2 separate regions of the Homo sapiens genome follow, and region 2 is linked to region 1. A link is an interaction called in ENCODE POLR2A ChIA-PET data of the cell type or tissue named here. Cell type or tissue: Panc1. All regions are shown on one strand. Links, peaks and the distances in the headings refer to the core of each region. The heading gives the core; the rest is flanking DNA. Region 1 overlaps CMTM4 (CKLF like MARVEL transmembrane domain containing 4). Region 2 has its middle 9.4 kb from the start of CDH5.

The links. Peaks named below come from ENCODE experiments on the same cell type or tissue, not always from the same donor. Only the 100,000 strongest peaks of a DNase experiment are listed, where the experiment ranks them.
Region 2: POLR2A ChIA-PET joins it to region 1 with 12 read pairs; 3 of 35 experiments call an interaction of 5 or more read pairs at or near these places.

What each region holds. Positions count from the first base shown.
Region 1 is chr16:66,614,164-66,622,489 of GRCh38, reverse strand. CMTM4 (CKLF like MARVEL transmembrane domain containing 4) reads left to right here. Exons shown (of 4, transcript NM_181521.3): 4 at 268-7,740. The coding sequence ends at 432. Among named protein-coding and RNA genes, the nearest start is that of CMTM3, 14 kb to the right of the region's middle. RefSeq lists an enhancer at 2,107-2,608. In Panc1, for the core only: no CTCF peak of the experiment used is centred there; a DNase peak (open chromatin) is centred at 3,779; H3K27ac peaks cover 2,186 bases.
Region 2 is chr16:66,353,155-66,361,480 of GRCh38, reverse strand. No RefSeq gene overlaps it. Among named protein-coding and RNA genes, the nearest start is that of CDH5, 9.4 kb to the left of the region's middle. In Panc1, for the core only: CTCF peaks have their summits at 3,627 and 3,830 (motif pointing left); a DNase peak (open chromatin) is centred at 3,816.

The DNA of each region.
Region 1 (8,326 bases), core at 13-8,012:
ACTCAGCTGTGGTGTGACAGCCACACATCCAGCAGGGCTGGGCACAGGCTTCCCTTTGACTCTGAGCCACCCCGTCATATGTATTTGAAACAAGACTTTAGATCAAATGGGGCTGCTGAGAGGGGGAAGAGATCAAGGAATGAAGGCACAGGGTTGTAATGATCAGCTGGCAGAGCAGGAAGGGGCTGCATGTGGCTTGGGTCACCACAGAAGCCTTGAGGGGCCAGGCCACGTGCCCGAGGACTAACTGTGCTGGTGTGTTTTTAGATATTTGGCTTCTTGGCGACTGCGGCATATGCAGTGAACACATTCCTGGCAGTGCAGAAATGGAGAGTCAGCGTCCGCCAGCAGAGCACCAATGACTACATCCGAGCCCGCACGGAGTCCAGGGATGTGGACAGTCGCCCTGAGATCCAGCGCCTGGACACGTGAGGACCTGCCTGGATCCTCCTCCCTCCCGTCCTCGTGCCTGTCTCTCAGTCAAGTTTTCTTTCCCTTGTCCTGTCAGATTTCCATGTGATTCAGTTGAATTTTGTCCTCTTTGGTAAAAGTTCATTTTGGGAAAGGGTTTCCCGAGTGGCCCAGTGGGCGGGTCCGCGGTGGAGTTGGGAGGCCCACGTTCCTCAGCGTTTGGGGCTGTGGAGCAGCCGGCGTCACTGCCCAGGTCCACTTGAGGTCTTACCTGCCCTGAAGCACAGGCTTCCTTTGACTCTGAGCCACCTTGTCGTGTGTATTTGTAACAAGACTTTGGATTAAATGGGGCTGCTAAGAGGGGGGAAATATGAAGGAATGAAGGGACAGCATTGGAACGGTCAGTCGGCAGTGGTTCTCAGGCAGCCTTAGGCACCACCTGCTCCAAGTCAGTGTTGAGTCTGCGTGCTGGGATCCAGCCCACTCCTCATCTTCCATGCCAGGGCCCCCAGGCAGCCAGCACCAGCCCAAAGGCCACAGGGCTGGGGAAAGCTGATGTCCTGTTAGGATGGCTCCCAGGGACCTCTGACTCAAGGAAGGGTGACCTTTTGTTTCCTACTCTGCTGAGAAATCACTTGATTCTTCCTCAAATGAATCACCTTCCTGAACCCCAGATTCTTCTCCAGGAATATGGGGGCCATCTTGTTATGGGGACTATCTTGTTTTCCAGTTTCCTGCCTACCCTAAATACTTTGAGGCTGAATTGCAGATTTTCAGTCATTTTACCTTCTCAGGTAAAAGCCATGAAAGAAACAAGCCTACTCCACCAGCCAAAGCACTTGCCCATTTGCTGGCTTCATGAACCGCAGGTGGGAGGTGTTTGTGTTAAAAAACAGCATGCACACGCGTGCGCGCACACATGCACACACACACCCCTCTATTTTAGGGATGTGTGCTAATTTTCTAAATGCCTGCAAAGAGTTCTAAAATGATTCTGAGCAGATTCGTCTAGGATTTGAAAATACTTGAATTTGCACCAGAACACACCCTTCCACCCATGTTTCAGAAGGCACTAATTGTCGCTTTGGGCGCCTCAGTGTCATAACTGTAGACATCATTCTTGGGAGTTGTTGGGGGGAAAAATCCTAGCTACTTAAGGTTTCTGATTGATTCTTGATAAAGTGAAGATTATTGTGTGTGGTGAATGAGTTCAGTGAGTCCCCATGATGCAGTAGTTTTTTTAAAAAATTAGAGAGTAATTATATCTTTTATGGAAAAAAGTTGTTTTAGTTTGTCAGGTTTTCCCTCTTTGAACTGTTTTTAATGTTTACAAACCTCACTTTAGCTCTAACATTTTGTGTTTAGCCCTCACCAAAAAGCACTTACTGTGGCAGGAAGATTTTGCAGTAACATGGAGAAATCCCCAAGATCAAGTGCTGACAAATGTTGACAGCTTTAGCAGCGTACTGTGTAATAAATAACTCCGAGGGGGCGGCGGGGGGTCTGTGCAAGAAAGCGTCACCTTATGGACATGTGGCGTCTCATTCCCCAGAAAAGGACAGCATCTGAGCTCACAGTGTTGATCAGGCAACACTGCTGGGCTGGGGGTCGGAGTTGGGGTTAGCTTCCTGCACCAACACCTTCAGTACGATCTGAGTTGGGAGCAGTGTCCCAGGCTATGTGGCTGAGCACCACGTCTGCCTCAGGGGCTGACCCTGCTAGCCTGTTAACAACTCGTCTCCCCTCTGCTCCCACAGAGAGGGCAGCCAGGCCAGCTCACAGCTGGGTGTGCTGCCTGTCAGGTCTGTTGAGTGTGTTTGCAAAGTCAAAATTGGGCTTATCTCTCTTTGAGAGTTCCTTTTAAAATAGGGCCACAAAGGCTCAGCCTTGCATTAAATGGGGCCCACTTGGAAGGACCATCCTGAGCTTTATCAGAAATCTCCTGCTGGGAATCATGTTACTTGGCCCCCAAAAAAGGCCATCTTTGAAGTGAGATTGAAAACAAGAACACCATTCAGGTGGGCTTGTTGCCCAAGTTTTCCCAGCTCACTTCAGTAAAACCACTTGATCATCTGGTGAAAGAGGGGGGCAGGTGGTTGGCCTCCTGAGGATATGTTGTCAGCTGCAAGAAATAGTTCTGAAGTCACTGAAACTAAATGCAGATGAATGACCAAAAAGGATGACACGCCAGAGAGTGACTTAGGAGTTAATTTGCATCTTCGTGATAGACTCTTCAGAATTATTTATGTCCCTGTAACTATTTAATATCCTTTGTGCCGTGAGGCTCCTCGGTGGTTTTGTAAATGTTCTCCTTGTATTTAATTAACTCCCACTAGAACCGGAAGTGGTGCTATGGACGCTTTCTAGTTGATGTAATGTGTGGTTGCACATGTCATCATGTATAGACCACGTGGTGACGAAAGTTCTGGAGGGAATAGGGTTATCCAAGGTGAATATGAAGACGCCTATATTTTTCTTATATTGCCTCTATATGCAAACAGAAGACAATCGATATCTGGGGGCCTTAAAATGACCTCTTGGCAAATTGAAGGAAGCGTTTTTGCGTTTAATAGTTTCAATAGGGACCAATATCAGTTTGGTTTGGGGCATTTGAAGGCTGAGCGACCTTAGTTTTTCTCAGTGTTCTGGTGGGACGATATTGGTTTTCACATTTAAAGCAAAACTTGAAGAAACTGCAGTTGCTGTGTGCATTTGGGTTTTTTCCTGGACACTGTACAGCTGAAACCCTCAAGCATTTGGTGGAACCTCTGGTGGTTTTAGATGGATGCAAACACTGATGTCCTCAGAGAAAGTTTATTTTGGCACTGATTGGGTGGATTTGGTATTTTTTCCCTCTGATTCTCTTTGATATCCTTCTTTCACACTGCTGAAGGCATGGGAGGGAAATATGTTTTCCCTGCCTTAAAGAGGGATTACAGTCATGAAAGGCTGGAGATACTTGTTGGCCCCACATAAAGCTGGGAAGAACAGATGCAGTTTCAGATTAAAATCTCGTCAGAGAAGTTTGATTTGAAGTAAACAGCCATCCGAGGGAGGTGACTTTTGTCTACAGAAAAAGCAAGAATGTGGCAGCCTGCACAGCCCCAATACACATCTTCCTTGGCAATGTGAGCTGAAGCCAGCATGGGCAAGTCCGGCCCAGCTCTGAGCGCTTGGCCCTGGGAAGCCAGCGGCACCCCCAGCCCTTCGGGCCCTGTTACTGTCCCCTGGCAGGAAGGCTCACGCCTGTGGGCAGCCAGGGAATGTGTCTGACCTCCACCCTATGTCGGGTGCTTCTGGGACAGCTTCGTGACTCAGTTGAAAACATTCTGACTCTCTTCAAGTTTGCAGTTACATCTGTGGTTCTTGGAAGCTGTCCTAGTGAGTCAGCCTTGGGTTAAGCCTGAGGAGACCAAGCTCCAACACCTTTGTGCACTCATGTACGTGAATTCTTGCTTGCAGTGAATGAGACCTGAACAACCCTAGTGGGTGCCATGTCCTGCGTGTGGCCCAGGCGTACCTTTTCTTGTAGATTCACATGAGAAACCCGTCACCTATCCATGTGCTCTGAGAGGTGGACTGAGGTCTAATCCCTTTCTGTGCCAGATTTTCTGTGGGTTGGTCTTAGCACCTAGGAGATGAATAGAGCATGGAGACACCTGAACAATTTAGTGATTCTGCAAGGCAGTGATGATTTAAGGGTTCCTATTGTCTCATCTGTGTTCAAAACAAAACAGTCATGAAGTCTTTGTGCCACTGCCTGACTGTCATCTTCTCCAGATCTTGTTTACAGAGTAATAATGACGTTAAACAGGTATCAGAAAGGGGAAAAAGTTTCTAGGCCAAGAGCTGCTGGTGGATTCTCTTGAGCAGAATAACAAGTTGCTTCCTGCTCCAGGGACTGCCATTAGCTTGTGAAGTCTCTAGGTGCCTTGTTATTTCCTAGTGAAGTTGCAGAATCCAGGGTTTTTTCCAGGTTTGTCTTATTTTATCAGCACCCACGTCCAGGCCCAACAGCTTGGTAGGCTGGTGAGGTCCACACACGGCCAGGTCTGGGAGATAAGGGAGGAAGCAGTGGCCTGGAACACCCCACCTGTCTGCTATCAGCACTAGACAGCTCAGGCTGTCTTGGAAACGTGTACTTTGTTAACTGCCTTCCTGTCCTCTTGTCTTTGAAAGCTGTCTCGCGTTCCACAGTCAGCTTGAGGGCAAGAGTGGGATGCTGGGGACAGGTCTTTCCCGTCCTGTGGGTGAGCTCCTGGCATCTGGCTCAGGAACATGTGGGTCCAGCAGGTGACTCTGAAGCTGGCTTGGCTGCCATCTCAGACAGGACGCAGGCCTGACACCCTCAGCTTTTAGCTTTGTAAACTTCCCTGGCGCTTTGTAGAATCTTGTGTTTCTTCTCTTCTCAGCAGATATCATTCAAGTCACAAGAACTGTCTGGTTGAGAAAGTAATTTAAAATATTTGACCTTTTATGTTTCTTTTATTTAGAAACTGTGAGAGAAAATACCGTCAATATCTGTTAGGTCTAGAAAAATTTTCTTCCGAAAGTGAATGTTCTGTTTAATTCTTCTTCATGCAAGTGAGTGGCATTTTGTACACTCTTTAGCTTGAAGCGGAGTGGGTCCTATTGTATTTTCCCTTCTTTTGTCTGGAATATATTCTTTTTCCATTTGGATACAGTTTTTCAACCTTTGGGATTTTTTTTTCCTTTCTAGTTTTTCCTACTCCACAAACGTAACAGTAAGGAAAAAATCACCCACAAACCTGCTGAGTTTGAATCACTGGCAACTTGCCTAGAAAAGTTCAGATGATGGGTCCTTGAACTGTGTATCTATTTCATAGGGTAAGTTTGTTGTCTATGTTTGTTTTTTTATGCTGAGGCTTTAATTCAGGTGACTTGCTATCTAGACACCTGGGGTGGCGTGTTTTCTTTGGGATGCATAATACACAAAGGCCAGGGAGCCTTTGGCTTGGACCCCCAGGGAGCTATTGAAACTTTTAAAGTTTGAGTTTAGGAGTAAGAACATATCTCAGACCACCTTAGTCAGCTTTGCTGATGGGATTTAGGGCCAGGTCAGAGTTTCTTTTCATAACTGCCTGAAAAGAGAGATGGTGTGAAACAAGATTCTGATAATGGTTTGTGTGAGATTTGATCATAGTCTAAAACTATCACGTCTGAGTTGCCTTAGGATGACAGTGCTGACACCCAGTAGGAAGTATCCCATTTTTATCAGGAAAGTCAGTCACGCGTAGGGATGGTGAGGAGACGCGTAGGGATGGTGAGGAGGGGAGAGGAGGGAGACCTGCTGGTGCCCTTGCACCAGGGTGAGGCCTGACTCACGCTGCTTCCCCCCACAGGCCCTGCTTTGCTTGCCTGCTTTTTCCAGAATCGATTTTGCAAGCTTCAAGATTCTGTTCCCCTCTTCGCAGAAGTGAGGAAGGCAAATACTCAGGGTTTGAAGGGAGACCTGGCCGGCCTGAGGGCTGGCAGATGTGAGGGCAGGACACCTGGGATGGACTCGTAGGCTGACCCAGGCCCAAAGGGGGCTGCCTGTTCCCAACTCTTTCACTCTGTAACCCATTTTAAAATGAGTTTTTGAATCTTGCCTCAAATTGACCTACTTGGATAAAATCAGTGCTTTTCCTAACTTGATTTTGTTTGACGTGGTTCCCTCTAAGAGAATGGTAGGAATTGAAACTATTTGTATATGTTGAAATTTGTAGGGGTTCAGGAACCCATGGCAGAAACACTAAACTATTTATTTACAAGTATGACTATTTTTTTTTCAAAGTAGGCAATTCTTTGTATATTTTAAGGCAAATAATCACTTCACCTCTGGTGCCTTCCATGCGTCGCATAAGCACTCTTGTCAATCATGGAATTGGAAAAAAAGATGTACATTTAGTTAAACAAGATAACACTATTTTTGTAGCATGATTTTAGATTGTGTCCTTTTAATATTGTTTTCAACAATGGTAGTTTTGAGGTTTTGGCCATTTTCTCTTTACACTTCGTATGTATTTTAAAGAAGAAAAAAAACAAAAAAAATTCCCTGGCTATTCCTCTTTCCTCTCTGCTGCTGCTTCTCCTGCATCTTGTTCCTGCTTATTTAAATAGTCTGAGAGTAAGAGTATATTTCTGTGAAATAATTATAAGTCAGTATAATTGCATTTGGCATTTTTTAACCACTTGCTCAGTTTGGAGCCACTGCTCACCTCAAACAGTACAAAGAAAGTGGTTCCATATTTTACAAACAGAAGAGTAGCATCAGAGCCCTGACCTCCTGTCTTTGGGTGTAAAATGGTGAGAGGCCGGTGTCCGGCTCCTTCCCCTGTGGTTTGGGCTGGTGAACTGAGCCCAAGTGTATTCTCTGGCCTGGGCCCCTTCCAGAATCAGTGCGAGCGTCCTGCAGAGGCATGGCCTTCCTGCCACTGCAGAGTGGGAAGCTTCCTGGGGGACCTCAGCCAGCTCCGGGGCTCTCATCTTCCACTCGGATCTCAGATTGGTTCGTTGTGGATGCTCTGGCTAGGCTCGGCGGCCTTTTCCAGGCTTCAGGCCTGAACAAAACAGGCTGTTTGCTGTGAGGAGCTAGATGACACCAAGACACAGACACGTACTCTTCACCGGCTCCTTTTGCTTCTCCTTCCTGCAGGACGTGAGTTATGTCTGGTCCCAAAACCCTTGAGTAAACTAGCTGAGCCATTGCAAATGAAGGTACAGATGGATTGAAACATAAAATTGTAGCTTTTGGTGTCCTTCTGAAGGGTCAGAATATGTAATTATTTGATAACCAAGGAAGTCAAGTCAGATGGCTAAGTAGTAACTTTCCAATATGATTTCTCCGTGGTACTTCACCTGGTGGCACTTTTGGGGGGCAATGTTAACAACTATCACATTTTACTCATCAAGTCTCTTTCATTTCGGCAGTTTAAAGACACAACTGTGGGCTTTCTGAGGCGATGCCCGTTGGGCAAACTTAGGTTTATGTGTTTGGTTTTTCAGCTGACGTGGAAGCCCTGGGTGGGCGTCCCCTGGCTGGCCTGGCTTTTGGGTTCAAGTCTGTATGTATGGAGTGGGTTGGGGCCCCAAAGCTTTGCTGCTATTGATTTGTCCCCGACAGCAGGCAAAGCCTCACATTGCCCTCAATTTTCCCCCTTTCATTTGAAGGACCAGTTTTTCATGGTACTTGTCTTGATCTTTTTCATAGTGTTCAAATCTGTATTTTTGTATGTAGAGGGAAATAATTTTCTCAACACTAATCGTTAATAACTATTGTATTAAATTGTCATGAAGGAACTTGTTTAATAAATGGACGTGTAAGGATGTCGTTGTCTCTCCTCACTCTGAGTGGCCTCCTCTGCCCCTTAAACGTTACGGATCCAGTTCCTGAAATAGGGCTGCTGTGTGGAGGTTGAACAGAGCCACGATCCTCAGGGTGGAACAAGGCCTCTGTGACACCAGCTTTGCCGCTTTGCCAGGGCTTACAAGGTGGAATGTAAATTCCACCAGGGGCCTCTCCACTCCTGCACACCCAGCTTTCTTACCCATTTTCAGCACATGTGGTGTGTGACAGTTTGGGTGGAATGTCTTGTCTTTTCCCATCAGCCTGGATAAGAATGCGGACCCGGGTCCTCCAGGGCTGTAGTCCTCTGGGCTGTTATGCAACCAGCTTCCAAACCAGGAGAGCCCCAGGGTTCCGGCTGCCTGAGGCTGCCGTGAGACACTATCCTGATGTGTAAGTGAGAGGGCCCTGGGCCAGTTACCCGACCTCTGTCTCAGTTTCTTTGTTTATAAAACAGGGTAGTGTGAGAACTAGAGCAGGGGTCCCCAACCCCTGGGCAGTGGACTGGTACCATGGGACCTGTTAGGAGCCAGGCTGCACAGCAGGAGGTGGGTGGCAAGCAACGGC
Region 2 (8,326 bases), core at 7-8,006, 260 kb after region 1:
TGGGTTGGTGACAGAGGTGTGCACCCTGAGATGAGGGTGCCCGGAGGAGGTGGCCTGGGAGCTGCCGGAGGACTGGGTCCCCAAGCTGATCTGAAAGCATGAGCAGGAGGTCACCAAAGGCGGAGCACGGGAAGGGCTCTGCAGACAGCAGAATTGGCAGGGTCAAAGGCAAGGAGGCCTCTTAGGGAAGGAGAAGACATTCCAAGGGGTAGGGGAGCACTGAGGTGCTGAGAGGGGAAGAGGGACTGGCTGGGGAGGAGGCCAGGTGGTAGAGGGCCTGTCACACCACACTGAGGAGCTCAGGCAGGGCACCGCTGGGGGCCTCATGCAGGCCAGGGACCCAAGGATCCCTGGATTTTAGGAGAGGCGCCCCCTGTCCAGTGCACCGTGTCCCCATGCAGCTGCCTGCTGGCGGGGCCACCTCCTGTGGGCTGTGGTCAGGCCAGGGAGAGGCCACTGGCTGGGGAACCGCAAGGGATGGCGGCTCAGGATGCAGCCACTGGAGCTGGGTGAGGAAAAGGCTAAGTGCAGCCTCTCTTTGGCCAGGAAAGGCCGATTGAACGGGGTTTGAATTCCCGACAGTGAGAACAATACCTTGCCGCAGCCCCTGGGAGGGAGGAGGCTGCCCAGAGCACTTCCCCAGATGTTTCTCACTTTTTTCTCACAACATCCTGAAAAGGCTGTTACGGAAGTGGGGCTCCCAGGGGTGGAGAGAAAGTGGTGCCCTGTGGTTACATGCTGGGGCACATCTGCTACTTATGGTCTGGCTGATCCTGGACCAGCCACATGGCCTTTGGTGCCTCAGTTTTCCCTTCTGTAAAATGGGAATGATGGCGTGCCTTCCTCCCAGGGTTGCTGAAAGGACTAACTGAGAAGATGCATGTAAAGTGCATAGAATAGTCTCTGGTATACAGTAGGTGCTCAATGCATGTTTGTCATGACAGTGATGCCACAGACACGTTAATGGTGGGGGCACCTGTGAGTGTGTGAGGACGACCGTGTATACATGTGAGTGTGTTAGCATGGGCATGGCATGTGCACGGTGTTTGGCAACCATGTGGCTACACATAAGTATGTAAGAACACGCATGGAGTGTGTAAGGCATCCACATGGATGTGACCACATGTGCTGTGTTCGTGGTGCATGAGTGGGCTGAGAGGTGCAGTCAGGTTGAGGCCTTGGGCAGCATCCTCCTCCTCCGTTGTCTGGAGCCATTGGTCACCCCACTGCCCAAGCCTTCTGTGTATCCGTCACATGCAGAAGCCCAGAGAGGGCAAGGCCTTCCTTGGGGTGGCCCAGTGAGCCAGGCAGGGCAGGGTGGGACCAAGGGCCCTGCCTTGTTGTCTGGAGGGCAGGCCTGAGTCTGGAGGAAACCTTGTCCAGCGGAAGCCAGGGCTTCCTGTTTCTAGACCCTACATTCCTTGTGCTCTCCACCGAAGCGTCCTGGAAAACAATAGGTTGGAGGCTGCACCATCTGTGGGGCAGGAAGGTGGATCAATCCCTCCCACCTCTTGATGGGGCAAGCAGACACGGCTCTGGCACCAGCCCTCAGCTGGGCAGTGTGGCAGCAGGCCCAGAACCAGGCAAGCCCAGGCCATCTGCCTCCTGCCTGTCTGGGTCTCTTCTCCAGGCCATCTCCACACCCCTCAGTGCACACTGCACTCTGTGGCCTGAGACGAGTCCCCTGGGCAAAATCCAGCTAGGGGAGGAGGCGTCTGAGCTGGTCCCGGGGAAGGAAGCTACTAGGAAAAACTCAAGTCCGATTGGATGGGACTGACTGCACAGGCTGGTGGAGACCTCGAGGATCCTCCAGCTTCACCCACCTGCCATGCCACTGAGAACCAAGAGCGAATACAGAGAGGTTCCGACCAGCCAAAAGAAGGAATCTTTCCAGCCTCTGTGCTAAAGCTCAGAGACATGCCTGTTAACTCTTGGTTTATGTACAGTCCTAACAAGTCAGGTTCTCCAGGGAAGAGGGGCACAGTGGTAAGAGCAGTGGGCTTGGAACCAGAAGCCCCAGTTTTCTGATCCCATGCTCTGCCGCTGACTGCTCACCAGTGCTTTTTGTCTCAGTTTTCTCCTTTGTGAAAAGGTCGTACCTTGCCATGTTCTTCTGAACTCACAGGCAGCCGGAGTGGGTCACATGAGTAACATTTCTCCAAGTGCTTTGTAAACTTGGATGCCTCTTCCATTCTGAGAGAGGGCACAGAAGCTCTGGGCTCCACCCCTGCGTCTTGCCCCATGCAGCGCTTCCATTCGGCTGTTCCTAAGTTGTATCCTTTGTAATACATGAGTAATCAAAAGTAAAGCCCTTCTCTGGGTTCTATGAGTCATTCTAACAAATTATCGAATCCGAAGGAGGGCTGCGGGCAACCCCCGAAGTTGTAGTTGGGCAGGCAGAAGCGTGGCTCACTTGGTGACCCTGCTTGTGGCTAGTGTCTAAGCCTTTATTAACCTGTGAAGTCTGCACTAACTCTGGGTAGTTAGGCTCAGAAATGGCTTGAATTGTTGGAAACCCAAGTGGTGTTGGAGAACTGGACAATTGGTTGTTGTTAGGAAAAACCCACACAGCTTCCTTTGCGTCAGGCATGGAGCCTAGTTGTTTTTTTTTTTTTTTTTTTTTTTTGTGCTGGGCAGTTGTTGAGGGTGATAGGGTCTTGCTCTGTTGCCCAGGCTGGAGTGCAGTGGTGCAATCATGGGTCACTGCAGCCTCAACCTCCTGGGCTCAAGTGATCCTCCTGCCTCAGCCTCCTGAGTAGCTGGGACTACAGGCACGTACCACCAAGCCCGGATAATTAAAAAAATTTTTTTTGTAGAGATGGGGCCTCACTGTGTTGCCCAGACTGGTCTTGAACTCCTGGACTCAAGCAACCTAGTGTTCTATATGCATCAGCTTACCCACTGTCTCTCTTTCTTTGCAAGACAGTGGTTCTCAAAGTGTGGCCTCAACCAGCAGCATCAGCAAATCCTGGGGTACCACCCCAGACCTGCCGAATCAGAAGATCTGGGGGTGGGACCCAGCAATCTGTGTTACTAAGAGATTCCAGTGATTCTGATGCATGCCCAAGCTTGAGAACTGCTGCCCTGGAGCAGAGATCCTCACTTCAGGCTGTGCCCTGGAACTGCCTGGCCAGCTCCCCTCCCCACATCCAAGTAGTATCTGGGGAAGGCACATGTAGAGATTCTGATTTAATTGGCCTGGTGGGGGCTGGACTTCACTATTTTATTTTTTTTGAGACAGAGTCTTGCTCTGTCGCCCAGGCTGGAGTGCAGTGGCACGATCTCGGCTCACTGCAACCTCTGCCTCCCAGGTTCAAGCGATTCTCCTGCCTCAGCCTCCCGAGTAGCTGGGCTTACAGGTGTGCACCACCACACCCTGCTAATTTTTTGTATTTTTAGTAGAGACGGGGGTCTCACTATGCTGGCCAGGCTGGTCTCGAACTCCTGACCTCAAGTGATCCCACCCACCTTGGCCTCCCAAAGTGCTGGGATTACAGGCGTGAGCCACTGTACCTGGCTGACTTCACTATTTTGTAAAGCTCCCCAGGAGGTTAATATGCTCCCAGGTCTTCCAGCATTACCTTAGGAGGTAGCTACCTCTCTTAGCTCCATTTTGCAGGTGCATAGGTTCTGGGAGATTAAAGGGCGTGCCCAAGTTATATAGCCATGTAAAGGGATGGGGAATTCTAAATCCCTGCCTTTCCACTTCCCCTCCTTCCTCCCATTCATTGCTTTTTGCTTTATTTAGAACTGTGTGGTTTCCCAAGCAACTTTCTTTGGAAAATTAAACAATTCCTGATGTCGCCATCTAGTGGCTAGCGATGAGAACAGATGAGCCTCTTCTGGACTTGGCAAGACGGGGCTCCTGGAGGACACACGTGGGAAGAGGAAAGGCCATCATTCATAGTTGCTCAGGCAGATGCTTTTGGGACACTTGGGTTCATTTTCCCAAAAGGTGTCCTTTCAGAAGGACAGTGGAATGAAGATGGGTTTCGTGTTTAAGAGCTATTGGGAGTTCACTCATGAACCCCAGGAGAAGCATGAGGTGTGGTCCCCAGGCAGGGGGAGGCACAGAGGGATCCGGGATGAGGGGGATTCACCTGGGCAGGAGAGCTTGACCTTCCTGCAGGGGCTGGCTCACCTTTGCTTGGGCACTGACTCATTCCACCATCAGCCACTGTGGGCCAGGCCCGAGGCTGCACTCGCCTTCAGACATCAGGGGAGAAGCACAGAATATTCCAGGTGCTCAGTCCTTCGTGATCCAAGCTGGTCTGTTCTTGGCCATGGGCAGAAGCTCCTGTGGAGGCTGATGGGGCGAGGAGAGGGTCTTGCCTCCAACTGGGGGAACTGAGGTGGCTGTGGGGGAGGGGGACAGCTTCTTGGAGCCTGTGCCCAGGGTCTAAATAGGAGCCCATAGGTATGACTCAAATCCAATGGCTGCTCCCCACCCTGCTGGCTCTTGTGGGGCCAGACAAGAGGCGCCAGAGGATGTCTCAGGACTGATGTGCTTGGGGTTCTCACCATGGCAGGGCACGGAGAGAAGTAAAGCTGTCTGAGAAAGGAGGGAGTGACTGACTACGCTCAGGGCACTCACAGGGTGGAATTCTTTTGTAAAAATAAATCTCAGTGGACAAAAGAGATTTAAGGGCTTGTACTATTGGAAGGTAAAGCCTCTAGCCTGGAAGCTTACCATTAGATGTCGTGTCTTTGCTTCTTCATGTAAACGCTGTTTTAGCATCTGTTGTGTATCAATCTCATCTGATTGCAGCCTCTTTTATTCCCAAACACATACTCACATCTCATGGGAGGCAAAAATTTCCAAGGAATACAGTTTGGGACACATTGGCCCCAAGGGAGGTCTCCAGTGGTATGCCACAAGATTCTATTCCAGGCCCATCTAGACTAGCATTCTTTTAAAAAATTAATGAATGAATTAATTATTGAGACAGTCTTGCAATGTCACCCAGGCTGGAGTGCAGCGGTGTGATCATGGCTCACTGCAGCCTCAACCTCCTGGGCTTATGGCAGCCTTGACCTCTCAGGATCAAGCTGTTGTCCCACTTCAGCCTCCTGAGTAGCTGGTACGAGAGGTGTGCACCACCATGCTCAGCTAACTCTTAAATTTTTTGTAGAGACAGGGTCTCTCTATGTTGCCCAGGCTAGTCTCAAACTCCTGACCTCAGCTGATTCTCCCACCCCAGCTTCCTAGTGTTGAGATTACAGGTGTAAGCCATTGTGCCTGGTCTGGACCAGCATTCTTTATCATCAACTTAGATGAAGACGATTGTCTACTGATCCAATCAATGGGCTCTTTAAACCCTGATGGGATGGAGGATGGGCTGGACAACAGGGTCAGGATCCAGAGGTCTTGTCAGGGTGAGGAAATGATTCAAAATATCAATAGGAAACATTACAAGGATGAGTTGAGGGCCCTGTATTTGGGATTGGAAAAAAAAAGTCAAAAGCAGCTGCCCAAAGATGGGAGACAAATATGAGAGAAACTGAGGACCACTTGGTCAATGGTTGGGATAATAATAGTATTAATAAAATAATGATAGCTGACATGGACGACCTTATTTGACCTTCACAACAATGCATGAAATAGGTATTATTATTGATCCCTATTTGACAGATGGGAAAATTGAGGCTCCTAGAGGTTAAATAACTCAGAACCTCCCTCAGGGCCTGCTGGTACCATGTTCATTCCTTTCAGGGCAAGCAGAGAATGTACAGGAAACAACTATGGGAAAGTTTAACCTAAAATAGAACAGGGTTGGGCGCGGTGGCTTACGCCTGTCATCCCAGCACTTTGGGAGGCCGAGGTGGGCGGATCACCTGAGGTCAGCAGTCCGAGACCAGCCTGGCCAAAATGGTGAAACCCTATCTCTACTAAAAATACAAAAATGAACCAGGTGTGGTGGCAGGCACCTGTAATCCCAGCCACTCGGGAGGCAGAGGCAGGAGATTTGCTTGAACCTGGGAGATGGAGGTTGCAGTGAGCTGAGATCGCACCACTGCACTCCAGCCTGGGTGACTGAGCGAGACTCTGTCTCAGAAAAAAAAAAAAAAAAAAAAGAAAAAGAAAAAGAAAAAAAAGTAGAATAGGAAGCCATGGAGGTAGTGAGCTCCCCATCCTTAGGGGATGTTCAAGTGTAGGCTGGAAAACACTGGCAGTGCTGTTGTGGTAAGGATCTCAGCAACAGATAGGGTCTAGAAAGAAATAATATTTAAGGTCCCTCTTCCCTCTGCAATTCTATAATTCTGCTCTAGCAATTTATTTCTTTAAAGTCAAGTTTATGATAAGGGAGGACTATATTTTTTCCACATGGAATGTATGCTTTATTTATAATACTTTGGGGTTTCTTCTATGACAAATATGCTCACTATATTTCTGAGTTCTAGGACTTGTGACAAATTTTACATGACCATTTAGGGTTTACATTTTCAGCTGATTATTAAGACATTTATAGTTTTTGCACATTTATATTTATGACATTGGGTTGGTCGTATTTATGATGTACTGGACGCCTAGCCATTGGTCAGGAAGCCTGGCTGAATATCTTAACATTGTTTCTGCGGGAAAACGTGTCTTGCTTTACGGTAATTCATTTTATGATGTGGATTCAGAAACTCAGTGAATTTACTCTGGGAGAAAAAACTCAACAGCTACGCAATTTGGGGAAGTCTCGTAGATTTAGAGGCAGATGACCTCGAGTTAGCTATGTGGCTTGGGTGAGTTTCTCAACACTTCTGTGCCTCAGTTTCTGTATTTAGTAATCTGAGCTAGGGAGTGGGAGGGAGGACACACATACCCTCCCCAACATTGCTGAGGTGGTGGTTTCTGTTTTGCTCTTACTGGGCACATGGGAGGGACTCAGCCCTGAACCTTCCCTCTCTCTTGTCCTCCTTGGATTTGCTGGTGGTACCTTGGGAACCATGTGCCTTGAAGGCTGCTTTCCCAGAGGGGCTCCAGCTTTTGGGAGGATTCTTAGGAATCCTTCCCAGGAATCTTGCCAGGCAGCATGTTTTCAGCACGTTAGAATTTTGCTCTGGGCTCCAAACTAAACTTGTTTCACCTTAAATAAAAGAAATCAATCCTCACAGCTGAGCTGTGCTACAACATTGATTTAGCATACATTTTGACATAGCCTGGCTAATAAATAAGCAGAAAGGCAATAAACATTAGGGAGAATTATCTGTTAGGGAATTGGGGTGGGCAGCTGGGGAATGGAGTGGTGGTGGTGAATTCCCCCCTGCCCTCCGCCTCCTTCTCTGCTTTCATCCTGAGACCCTCATCAATTGTGGGGTGAGCAGCAGCAGCAACAGCAGCAGCAGCAGAGATTCCAGTGGCGCTGCCTTGGCAGGTGGTGGATTTGGGGAAGTGGAGAGGGTCTGGCGGCCTCCCTCAGTGGGACTCTTGGTTCTCAGACCTGGCTGGCAGAGCGAGGAGACCTGCCTCTCTCTGGCCTTTGGTGCCCACCTGTGAATCCCAGCCCCTGAGCTGTGTGATCATGGGTATGTGAATTCACCTCTCTGCACCTTGGTTTTCTCACCTGGAAAACTGGGAACACTTTCGGCAGGCGCTGAGTGAGATGCAGGGACAATGTCATCCATAGTCAGCGTGTTAATACACGTCAGCCATGGCTGTCCCACCGTGGAGGTTAACGAAGAAGCTGTCTGCCAGATGTCCAGCACCTAGTAGGCACACTGTAAGCAGCCAGTGTTACTATTCTGGGAGGTGGGTTAATCAGCTTTTGGGGGCCCTGCCCTCAAGTCTTGGGTCCTTCCCCTTCCTCACCATGCTTGTGTCCTGCTGTGGCCCTGGGAACATCTATTGTCACTTTCCCAATTCCCAGGCTCAGAGTTCAGTTGACTTCTACTGGACGTACTCCCTCCCCAGCGCCCCCCGCCACTGTTGGCCTCTCTGGGCTCTGTGGGCACACTGGGGTCTCCAGCGTCTCTTCTTGCGTAATTGCATTTGATTTTCGTAGTGTGTTAGTGACTTAGTTATCGGTTAACAGGAACCTCAAATAAATAACTCTCTGCCCCATCTGCTTGCTGGTAGGTGATGAGGAAGAAACAAATGTGAATTTGAAAAGTGATACATTTCCCCCAACATGATTTCTGTCTCCGGTCATAAATGTCAGATAAATGAATCTGTTTTGTGAAGAATTAGCATATTGGTTCAGGGAAGCATCTGCTGGGCTGTGAATCACGAAGCCTTGGAACACTCCCTGGCTCTCCCCTGCTTGCTGCGCGGTGCCTGCAGGCGCTGCCTCCCTGCTTGAGTACTGGGAGCCTTGGCAGAAGGGAATGGGGCAACCTC